2 separate regions of the Homo sapiens genome follow, and region 2 is linked to region 1. A link is an interaction called in ENCODE POLR2A ChIA-PET data of the cell type or tissue named here. Cell type or tissue: A673. All regions are shown on one strand. Each heading gives the region's core, and the rest is flanking DNA. Links, peaks and the distances in the headings are about the cores only.

The links. Peaks named below come from ENCODE experiments on the same cell type or tissue, not always from the same donor. Only the 100,000 strongest peaks of a DNase experiment are listed, where the experiment ranks them.
Region 2: POLR2A ChIA-PET joins it to region 1 with 5 read pairs; 1 of 35 experiments calls an interaction of 5 or more read pairs at or near these places.

Annotation. Positions count from the first base shown.
Region 1 is chr13:98,584,443-98,589,825 of GRCh38, forward strand. No RefSeq gene overlaps it. Among named protein-coding and RNA genes, the nearest start is that of STK24-AS1, 9.9 kb to the left of the region's middle. In A673, for the core only: no CTCF peak of the experiment used is centred there; DNase peaks (open chromatin) are centred at 849 and 2,179; H3K27ac peaks cover 2,152 bases.
Region 2 is chr13:98,081,533-98,086,915 of GRCh38, forward strand. All of the region lies in intron 1 of LOC105370328 (a long non-coding RNA gene), which reads right to left. Among named protein-coding and RNA genes, the nearest start is that of FARP1, 59 kb to the right of the region's middle. In A673, for the core only: a CTCF peak has its summit at 2,178; a DNase peak (open chromatin) is centred at 2,139.

The DNA.
Region 1 (5,383 bases), core at 182-5,181:
GTGTGGCATCTGACAGATGTTGAATCTCACTATATTTCCTAAAAAAAAAAAAAGTAAAATATTGCATATGGGCACCTCTGAATTTTCTGCAGTACCCAAGAGCACCTTGGGACAGAGTTTGAGAGCCATGGGCTTAGGGAATTAAACAGTCATCAAGTTTGGGACTGTCCTGGTGATATAACTCCCTTGAAAACTGAGAAGAAACCGCAGCCAGAAGCTTATTGAGTCCAGGCTTTTGAATCTAAACCTCATCACTGGAAGCTCAGCCCTCTGCCCCTTAGGGCCCAAGGTCTTATTCTTTCAGGGTAGTTCTCTGCCTCTGAGTGAGTTGATTGAGGTGATAGGCAGGGTTAATCTGCCCCTGTTTCCCTGGATATACCCCAGGCCTGGCAATGGGGGAAATTATTACTCAGCCAGTAATTAGTACTCAGCAGGAGGAGGGAGGAGCCTGGTGCTAGATCCAAGGATCTTGGAGGATCAGGGTCACTTGATTCTCTGACTTCTCCAGAGTCCCAGGCAGGACCAGCTACATTTGCAAAATAAAAATGTGTGCCCTTGTTCAAAGCATATTAATAGTTTAAAGACTATGAGAATAGAGCAGTAAACCAAGCATAGGGCCCTTCTAAGTGTGGGGTGATGTGTGACCATGCAGGTCACACACCCAGCCTGTAAGCCTGCTCTCAGGCTTACTTCCCAGGTGTTTACCCGCCTCTCTGACTAACTCTCACTTACTCCAACTTGGGAGCGTTCATACAGCTTTTGCATTCTGCAGGAAACATGCCTCTTCCAATTTGGGATTGTTGGTGCAGGCTGGAAAGTCCTCCTTCTGCAAGATTCCGTGGCTTTTATCCAAGACTGCATGGCCTCCTGATGTGCCAATTCGGCTGAAGCCTGTCTATTTCTTCTTGCAACTTACTGAAAGCCACAAAAGTAATCAGCACACTCAGCCTGGTTTTTTTAGACTAAGAACTTCCTAAACACTGGGCTGTGTGGCACACCATTACGGTGGCCGTCCGTGCCCCGAGTCCCAGACAGCTGGGCAGTGCCTGGTATTGAAAGCCTCCAGGCCAATTGCCTCTGGCAGGGAGCACCCTCATCTATTTAGATCAGTGGTGCCTGACACAGACTGTGTTTCTTGATGTCGATGAGGAAGCACCATTGTAAAACTTCATTCTCTGCACTTCCCAGATCCAAAGTCTATAAGTGATTTGAGTCCAAAGGCACAAGAGATACCTGACTCTGATTGGCCTGGGGTGGTGGGAGGGGATAAAATCATCCCTCCTGCATCTAGGGACAGAGGATGATTTATTCAGGAAGGAGGGGATGGTATACCCTAAAAAAAGTGACACTGAACAGATAACAGTCCCGTATCCACTGGAATGGGGGAGTTGGAGGTTTGGTCTATGAAGCCAGCTTCAAATCGAGGTTCACTGGCACCAAGGCTCATCAACTTCCCAAACTCTGAGATTTCTGCTGTCTTCCACTCAGCCTCATGCATACCATTTACCTAATCAATTTTCTTCTGGCACCTTTCACTCCTGGTCCCGGTTTCTATGTATTTATTTAATAGAGATAGGGTCTTGCTCTATCACCCAGGCTAGACTGCAATGAAACAATCATAGCACACTGTGACCTCGAACTCCTGGGCTTAAGCCATTCTCCTGCCTCGGCCTCCTGGGTGGCTGAGATTACAGGTGTTTGCCACCACACCTGGCCATGGTCCCAGTTTTTATGCTTGTCCAGACTCTTTCAGTTTCACAGAAACCCTGTGAAAACTAACTTAGGCAGAAAGAGTAATTAATGGGCTCATGTAACAGGGAATTCTAGTATTTATGAATCAGTCACAGTCAAGTTTTAAGAAGAAAATTGCAGAACATGAAGCTGGCTTCTGAATAGTCCATCTAGGGATTCAAAGAAGGGAATCAGGACTCTGTGGGTTCCTATTTTGGCTCCCTGACCTCTGCTGGCATAACTATTAGGTGGGCTCCTTCCATATGGGAGCAAGACAGTTGCTGTCAGCCTTAGGCCTTCATCATGCTAACAGGTTGAGAGCCTAGATTAAAGGGAGCTGTCTTTCATGACAGATCTGCCAAGAGTCGCAGGGAGGACTCTGAGTGGCCTGGGGTGGTGGGAGGGGACAAGATAATCTCATCTGAATCCAGAAACTGAGAATGATTTATTCAGGAAGGAGGGGGTGGTACGCCCTAAAGCCCTAAATAAAGTGATACTGAGCAGATAAGAGCTCTGTATCCACTGGAGTGGGGGAGCTGGGGGTTTGGTTTGTGCAGCTGCTTAATCTGGCAGTGAGGAAATCTTTATGAAGTTCAAGATCTTCTTATAGAGTTAGAAGGATAGCCAGCCTTTAGATCAGGGGCTGGCAAACTTTTTCCATAAAGGCCAGAAAGTAAATATTTTAGGCTTCATGAACCTTGTGGTCTCTGCCCCAGTTACCCAACTCCACAGTGATATCACTAAGCAGCCATAGACAATACCTATAGAGTGAACATGACTGTATTGTGATGAAACTTTATTTACACAAACAGGTGGCAGGACAGATTTGTACCTGGGAGCCATAGTTTGTTGACCTCTGACCTGAGTGAGTGATTTTGGTAAACTGGGTGAGTGGTAAGAACCATAGAATAGGGTTCAAACAGGACAAGTTTAAGAGAGTAACATAAAGGAATAAAAAGAAACTACAGCCATCTTATGTGAATATGTAGCGTCGACAGAAAGAGATAAAGGAGCCATCCTGGACTGTGAGCTGTAATACATAATTGTAGTTCAAGATAAAGGCAAGGTCCAAAATACATCTATAACTGGTAAGAGCTCAAGGAGGTGAACCTGTCTACAGAGGATTCAGGCCTTCCAGGAACATCACCATGGACCTTCATGAAAAGGGGGTCATGGAAGACCATCTGTGAGGAATCATGAGCTCTGGAAAGTCAGGGTGCAAGTTTATTTTTTTTCTTTGTGACCCCAACAGTGTTCCCACCATAAGAATATAAAAGAATCGTGTAGAAAATACTTGTTCATAAGTCAGACGCAGGCAAGCTTTAATAGAGAATACTGAGTTTTAATAATAGAATTATTTAGAAAATACTTAGGCCGAGCATGGTGGCGGCTCACACCTGTAATCCCAGCACTTTGGGAGGCTGAGGTGGGAGGATCACTTGAGGTCAGGAGTTCGAGACCAGCCTGGGCAACATGGTGAAAACTGTCTCTACTGAAAATACAAGAATTAGCCAGGCATGGTGGTGCATGCCTGTAATCCCAGCTACTCAGGAAGCTGAGGCAGGAGAATCACTTGAACCCAGGAGGCGGTGGTTGCAGTGAGCTGAGATCACACCACTGCACTCCAGCCTGGATGAGAGTGAGACACTGTCTCAAAAAAACAAAAACAAAAAAATATAAAAATTAGCCAAGTGTGGTGACATGCACCTGTAGTCCCAGCTACTTGGGAGGCTGAGGTGGAAAGATCACATGAGCCTGTGGAGGTCAAGGCTGCAGTGAGCCATGATCACGCTACTGCACTCCAGCCTGAGTGACAGAGTGAAACCCCCCAACCAAAAAAAAAAAAAAAAAGCCAGGTATAGTGTGTAGCGGTAGGTTCCTGTAGTCCCAACTACCTGGAAGGCTGAGACAGGAGGATCCCTTGAGCCCAGGAGTTCCAGGATACAGTTAGCCATGATCACGCCACTGTACTCCAGCCTGGGTGACACAGTGAGACCCTGTCTCTAAAAAAAAAAAAAAAAGCTTAAAAATATAGGGAAATCAGCTGGGCGTGGCAGCTCAAGCCTGTAATCCTAGCACTTTGGGAGGCCAAGGCAGGCAGATCAGTTGAGGCCAGGAGTTCGAGACCAGCCTGGCCAACATGGCAAAACCTGTCACTACTAAAAATACAAAAAAATTAGCCAGGTGTGGTGGCACAGGCCTGTAGTCCCAGCTACACTGGAGGCCGAGGCAGGAGAATCGCTTTAACCTGGGAGGCAGAAGTTGCAGTGAGCTGAGATTGCCCCCCTGCACTCCAGCCTGCGTGACAGAGCGAGATTCCATCTCAAAAAAAAAAAAAAAAATAAAGAAAGAGAAATTGGCACTTATGTACCACTGGTAGAAATATAAATTAGTATGATTTTCCTAGAGGGACCTTTAGTGAAACAAGAAAACCTTTCAAATATTCATACTTTTTAAATAAATTTTTACTTTGAGATATGATACATAGGATATAATTACAACTACTTACAAATGTATATATGAAGATGAGATCATATTGCTGTTTATAAGAGAGAAAAAATTGAAAAATGCTTGAAATACACAATTATAACCATTTGGCTAAAAATTATGCTACAATCATAGAATGGTAGAAATTCTATCTAGCATTAAATTATTGCACAAATTAATATTGACATACTTATGAAAGATGTGGATGGTTCATATATGGATAAGTGAGAAAAGCAAGTTATTAGAAAGTATTTATATTATGATAACATTTTTCACTCATGTATATGTAGAATTCTGCTTCTGGATATGGCTGACTAGTTTATTTCAGAGCAATCCTGCCATTAAGAATGACTAGAAAAGCTAGACAGAATAGTTAACAAGGGAAAATCCAAAACCCATGTGCTTGGAATTATCAGAGAACTAGCAAGGCAATTTGTAGAGCCAAGATCCAGAAGAGATGGAAGCTAAGAGAGGCAAGCCTGGCACCGGGCACTGCATCTCTCCTTGAGGCAGTTGCTAATTTGGAAGACAACTGAGTGGCAAAAGGGAAAACAGAGGTTTAGCACTTTGACAGGGCCAGGTGGGCACAGTTTGGGTTTCAGTGCCCTTTATGGAAGAGAAGTTCTGGCAAACAATCCAGGCTTTTGATTGGGACCACAAAGCACTCCATTCTTAGAGTAAGGGTGAATGGAAAATAGACTAACTCTCACAAGGAATGAAGTCCAGCTTCAAATCAGCTCAAAAAATTAGATTAAGATCTTATGCCCCTAGCCCACTTATTTTTATTTATTTATTTATTTTTTAAATTGAGACGGAGTCTCACTCTGTCTCCCAGGCTGGAGTGCAGTGGTGCAATCTTGGCTCACTGCACCCTCTGCCACCCGGGTTCAAGAGATTCTCCTGCCTTAGCCTCCCAAGTAGCTGGGACTATAGGTGAGCACCACCATACCCAGCTAATTTTTTTGTATTTTTAGTAGAGATGGGGTTTCGCCATGTTGGCCAGGCTGGTCTCGAACTCCTGATCACAGGTGATCCGCCCGCCTCGGCCCGGCAAAGTGCTAGGATTACAGGCGTGAGCCGCCGTGCCCGGCCTCCCCTAGCCCACTTTATGCCGGAAGTAAACATGAATCCTCTCTGGAGGAAGATACTATCATCTAAAGCCTCA
Region 2 (5,383 bases), core at 88-5,087, 500 kb before region 1:
GGTCTTGCGCTGCTTAAAGGGCAGGTGCTGCTGTAAACGTGGATGTATTGAGTGAGGCTATGTGAAATGAGCTTCTACGTGTAAACACAGGGACTCAGGTATAATAATACAAATATCTAATATTTATCAGTACTTGTAATATGCCAGGCTCAGTTCCAAGCACTTTATATGTATTAACTCATCTAATTCATGTTCCCACAACCCTATGAGGTAGAATTTTTCATTTTTCTTGTATTTCTCTTATTTTGCTAAGAGCTATGAGGTGTTTTGTTTTTTTGTTTTTTGTTTTGAGACAGAGTCTCGCTCTGTTGCCCAGGCTGGAGTGCAGTGGCGCGATCTCGGCTCACTGCAAGCTCCGCCTCCCGGGTTCAAGCAATACTCCTGCCTCAGCCTCCCGAGTAGCTGAGATTACAGGTGCCCGCCACCACCCCCGGCTAATTTTTGTATTCTTAGTAGACATGGGGTTTCAACATGTTGACCAGGCTGGTCTTGAACTCTTGACCTCGTGATCCACCCACCTTGGCCTCCCAAAGTGCTGGGATTCCAGGCGTGAGCCACCATGCCTGGCCAGCTATGAGGTATTTAATAGATATTAATATCCCTTTTTTACAACTGAGGAAATGGAACTTGGTCAATGTTGCACTGATAGTGACTGAGCCAGGATTCAAACCCAGCCCTGATGCAGAGCGCTGCATCGAACCACTGAGCACACACACACACACACAAACACACACACACACACGCACACACAAACACACGCACACACACAAACACACACAAACACACACAAACACACATGCATGCACACACACACAAACACACGCACACTCACATGCATAGAACATTTCTGGAAGGATGTAAGTATCAGTGGCTACCTTGAGGGAGGGTGGTCTTAGCGGGTGGGTGACTTAAGTAAGAACAAAATATTTATAATTGAACACCTTTTGGTATTATGTATCCTTTTTAAAAAAATAATAGGCTTTTCGTAGATTTTAAAAAGTCACATGGTGTGAAGAATAAGACAGGAGCAGTCACATATCACATCCATGAGTCTAATGCACAGAATATTTCTCTTTTCTTGGCCCTCACTTTTTACCTAAAACTCCTAGACAGTTTGCCATTAACCTTAAATCCTAATATAGATTGAACATTTGTGTCCCTCCCAGATTCACGTACCGGATTCCTCCCAGGGTGGCAGTATTAGGAGATGGGGACTTTGGGGACTGATTGGGTCATGACGGCAAAGCCTCATGAATGGGACTCGTGCCCTTATAGAAGAGGGCCCAGAGAGCTCCCTTGTCCCTTCTACCATATGAGGACACAGCTAGAAGGTGTCTGTGAACGCCTTGATCTTGGATTTCCCAGCCCCCAGAACTGTGAGAAATAAATTTCTGCTGTTTATAAGTCACCCATTCTATGACATTCTGTTTAGCAGCCTGAACAACTAAGACAAATCACTAAAAAATAAAAATTTCATGAAAATGAATTATTATATTTAGCTGTAGTTAATGTCATCTTTTTAAAATTATAGCATGAGAGTAGCTTTAATAACATTTGTATGATAAAATAATTCCCCTCTAATAATAATTACACTTATTTCTACAAACCAGTTATTAAGCCCAGATTTACCAGTGTCAAGAAAGATTTTCAGTATTTCCTTGTGCCTGGCATAGCACAAAAGCATTGCACATAGTAAGTATATACATTACTTTTTTTCTTTTTTTTTTTGAGATGGAGTTTTGCCCTGTTGCCCAGGCTGGAGTGCAATGGCGCAATCTCGGCTCACTGCAACCTCCGCCTCCCAGGTTCAAGTGATTCTTCTGCCTCAGCCTCTGGAGTAGCTGGGATTACAGGCACGTGCCACCACGCCCAATTAATCTTGCATTTTTAGTAGAGATGGGGTTTCACCATGTTGGCCAGGTTGGTCTCAAACTCCTGACCTCAGGTGATCCACCCACCTCGGCCTCCCAAAGTGCTGGGATTACAGGCGTAAGCCACCGGGCCCAGCCTACACATTACTTTTATGTCTGTAATGTGATCCAGTGGAAAATCTGAAACGTGACCAACGGTCCTTCTAATTCATAGAACTATGGTTGTAACAAATCACAGATGAGTCAATCCTGCCTCAAGTGTTTGGTATGAAAAATTCATGAAGTGGCTTATGGACTCCCTAGAGAATGTTAAAAGTTGCTCATGAAGCCAGCTGCCCGAATGATGTGATAACTTAACAGTAGGAAATTGTTTCAAACTGACCACTGAGCCAAGAAGTTTCTCAGGAATTCGTGGAATCAGATTGTTGAAAGAGCTCTCCAGCCACCTGCCAGTCTACTCATTCTCAGGTCTAACTGGCCCTCAGAATAGTCTGGGGGTCTTTATGTTGTTGTTGTTTTTAATACAGATTGCTGGGTTCTCCCCAGAAAGTTTAGTAGCTCTGGGGTGGGACCCAAGCATTTGCAATCCATTGCAGTTGATTTCTGCAAATTTGGGAAGCGCTGGTCTGGTTGATCTATTTACCAATACAGTTGTAACTCATCTCATTGTGCGGCTGTGATTGACCTGGGTAGACAGTGAATAATGAAATGCCCTATAACACTTTTAAGGACATATCCTGCTGCATTGAAATAGACTATATGAATTACAAAATAGGAAATAATGATTCATGGGTTCATCACTTTCTAGTTAATAAAAGGTATTTGCAAGGCTGGGCATGGTGGCTTATGCCTGTAATCCCAGCACTGGGAGGTAGAGGCGGGTGGATGACTTGAGGTCAGGAGTTTGAGACCAGCCTGGCCAACATGGTGACACTCCGTCTTTACTAAAATAATACAAAAATTAGCCAGGCGTGGTGGTGCAAGCCTGTAATGCCAGCACTTCGGGAGGCTGAGGCAGGAGAATCTACCTTAACCTGGGAGGTAGAGGTTTCAGTGAGCCGAGATCATGCCACTGCACTCCAGGCAGGACAACAGAGCGAGACTCTGTCTCAAAAAAAAAAAAAAAGGTATTTGCAGATGTCATAATAGAGGATATACAGTGTAGTGCTCAAGGTTCTGGAGTCAGGCCGTTTAGCTTCAAATCCCAGCTCCACTTTTTCCTATCCATGGGACCTTGGACTCATTTTCCTGGTTTCATCATCTGGGCCTCATTTTCTTCATCTACAAAAATGGTGGGAGCAGAGGACTCTCATGGAGTTTGCTGTGAAGCTTGAATGAGTTAATACTTTTAAGCCCTCAAATCACAGTCTGACATTTAGTAATTACTTGGCAGATATTCACTGTTATTTTATGTGATCCTCACAAGGTGTATTTCCACAGTTTTATGACTACGGAAATTGAAGTTTGGAGAGTTTAAATTGCTTGCCCCAGGTCAGATGAAAAAATAGTGGAAACTTAAAACCAGATTTCCTGACTTCAGATTCTATGCTACCTGGCTTTTAAGTATTTATTATTTAACATTTTAGATTTGTCTCTCATTCTTGCCAAGAGGATTTGTGATAAGAATTTACTATTGATTGTCTGGACGATTCTAGAACTATACGAAAAAGCAGAAAGATATACGTCAACAAGAGAGATAACTCTCATCAAAAACAGCTATTGACCAAGTAGGAGAGGCTTTAAACATAACAAGTAAATGACATGTGTAAGGATATGCATGGGTGTGAGGTTGACTTAGGTAAGTGAGGTTATGACAAAAATAACAGATCGAGTGTGCTTTTGCCTGATCTGCTACCAATGAGGGTGACATCCAAATTCAGACAAGGGAGGAAGTTACTACATTTTACATGGACAGTTTCCGAGTACCCATTTAGCCTCTGTTGGAGACCCTGGGTAGACTATTACCATATCATTGTAAAGATACAGCCCCCTCAAATAAATACAATGGATTTCAGCTCAACACAGGGATGAAATTGAAGAGACCTCCCCCTCAGTGTTTGTTTGTTTTTGTTTTGTTTTGTTTTGAGATGGGGTCTTGCTTTGTCCCCCAGGCTGGAGTGCAGTGGCGCCATCTTGGCTCACTCACTGCCGCCTCCATCTGCCAGGTTCAAGCGATTCTCCTGCCTCAGCCTCCTGAGTAGTTGGGATTACAGGCATGTACCACCATGCCTGGCTAATTTTTGTATTTTTAGTAGACATGGGGTTTTGCCATGTTGGCCAGGCTGGTCTCGAACTCCTGACCTCAGGTGATCCTCTCCCTTCGGCCTCCAAAAATGCTGGGAATACATGTATGAGCCACTGCACCTGGCCCCCCTCAGTATTATTGGCCATATGAAAACAGAAAATTACAAGCCCCATAGTTTTTAATTCAACCTTGCCAAGAGGTTATAACTGAAGCCAGTAACTACAGACGCTGGTTGCCATTTGTTTTTTTAAAAATTCAGGCTGGGCACGGTGGCTCACGCCTGTAATCCCAGCACTTTGGGAGGCTGAGGTGGGTGGATCATGAGATAAGGAGTTCGAGACCAGCCTGGCCAATATGGTGAAACCCCATCTCTACTAAAAAAAAGACAAAAAAAAAAATTCAAAGAATTGGGGCAGCTGACGTGGTTCTTTGAGATGACAAGCTTTCAGCCAGCCATTAGGCTCTCTAAATAGACAAGGAAAAGGTTACCAAATATTTACAAAACTGTTATCGTAAAAGTGAAATTAAATCTATATTCTGCATCTCGTTATCTTAAAGTTGAGTTTTAAAATTCTTTGTTAAAAATAGTGAAGAGCTTTCTCATAAATTAAGAGGTTATTTTTAGTAATTCTAAGGAGTACTTGTAATTTAGATTCTAAATATGTGTTATGTGAAACTTGGTTCATTAGAATTTTTCATGGAGAAAACTTTATTCTCTTCAAATTTATAGTTTATTTCCAGTTTATAACTATGATTGAAGTAGGGCTTGATTTTACTACTGCATTTGTAATAATTTACTAGGTGTTCACTAATCTAGCTTTATTTAACTAAAGATCTGTGTAAACTCTCTTAAACTTAGGAACAAGGCTAAAGACATTTATCACTTGTAAAATTCTGTTTTTGTTTTTTTTTTTTTTACAAATGAAAATAAAAGGTCTCTAATTGAGTAAAACTCTTGACATATGTATTAGTAGGTAGTCAGAAATGACTTGGAAGTTTTGACCAAAATATAGCGTGCCTGCATTTGGGTGTTGAAATCAGCTGCACAAAAATCAGTATGAGAGGAGAGAGAATGAGTTCCGTGGGGTGTGGCTGATTACAAGCTAATAAGCCAGCAGGGTGGTAAGTCTGCTAGAAGCTTCAAGGCAGTCTTGTGCTCTATCCACAGAGGTGCAGAGAACAGAGGAAGGTGATCACACCTGCTCTACTTTGCATCACACTTGAGTAGTATGCTAGGACCCAAGCACTATATATATATATATATATA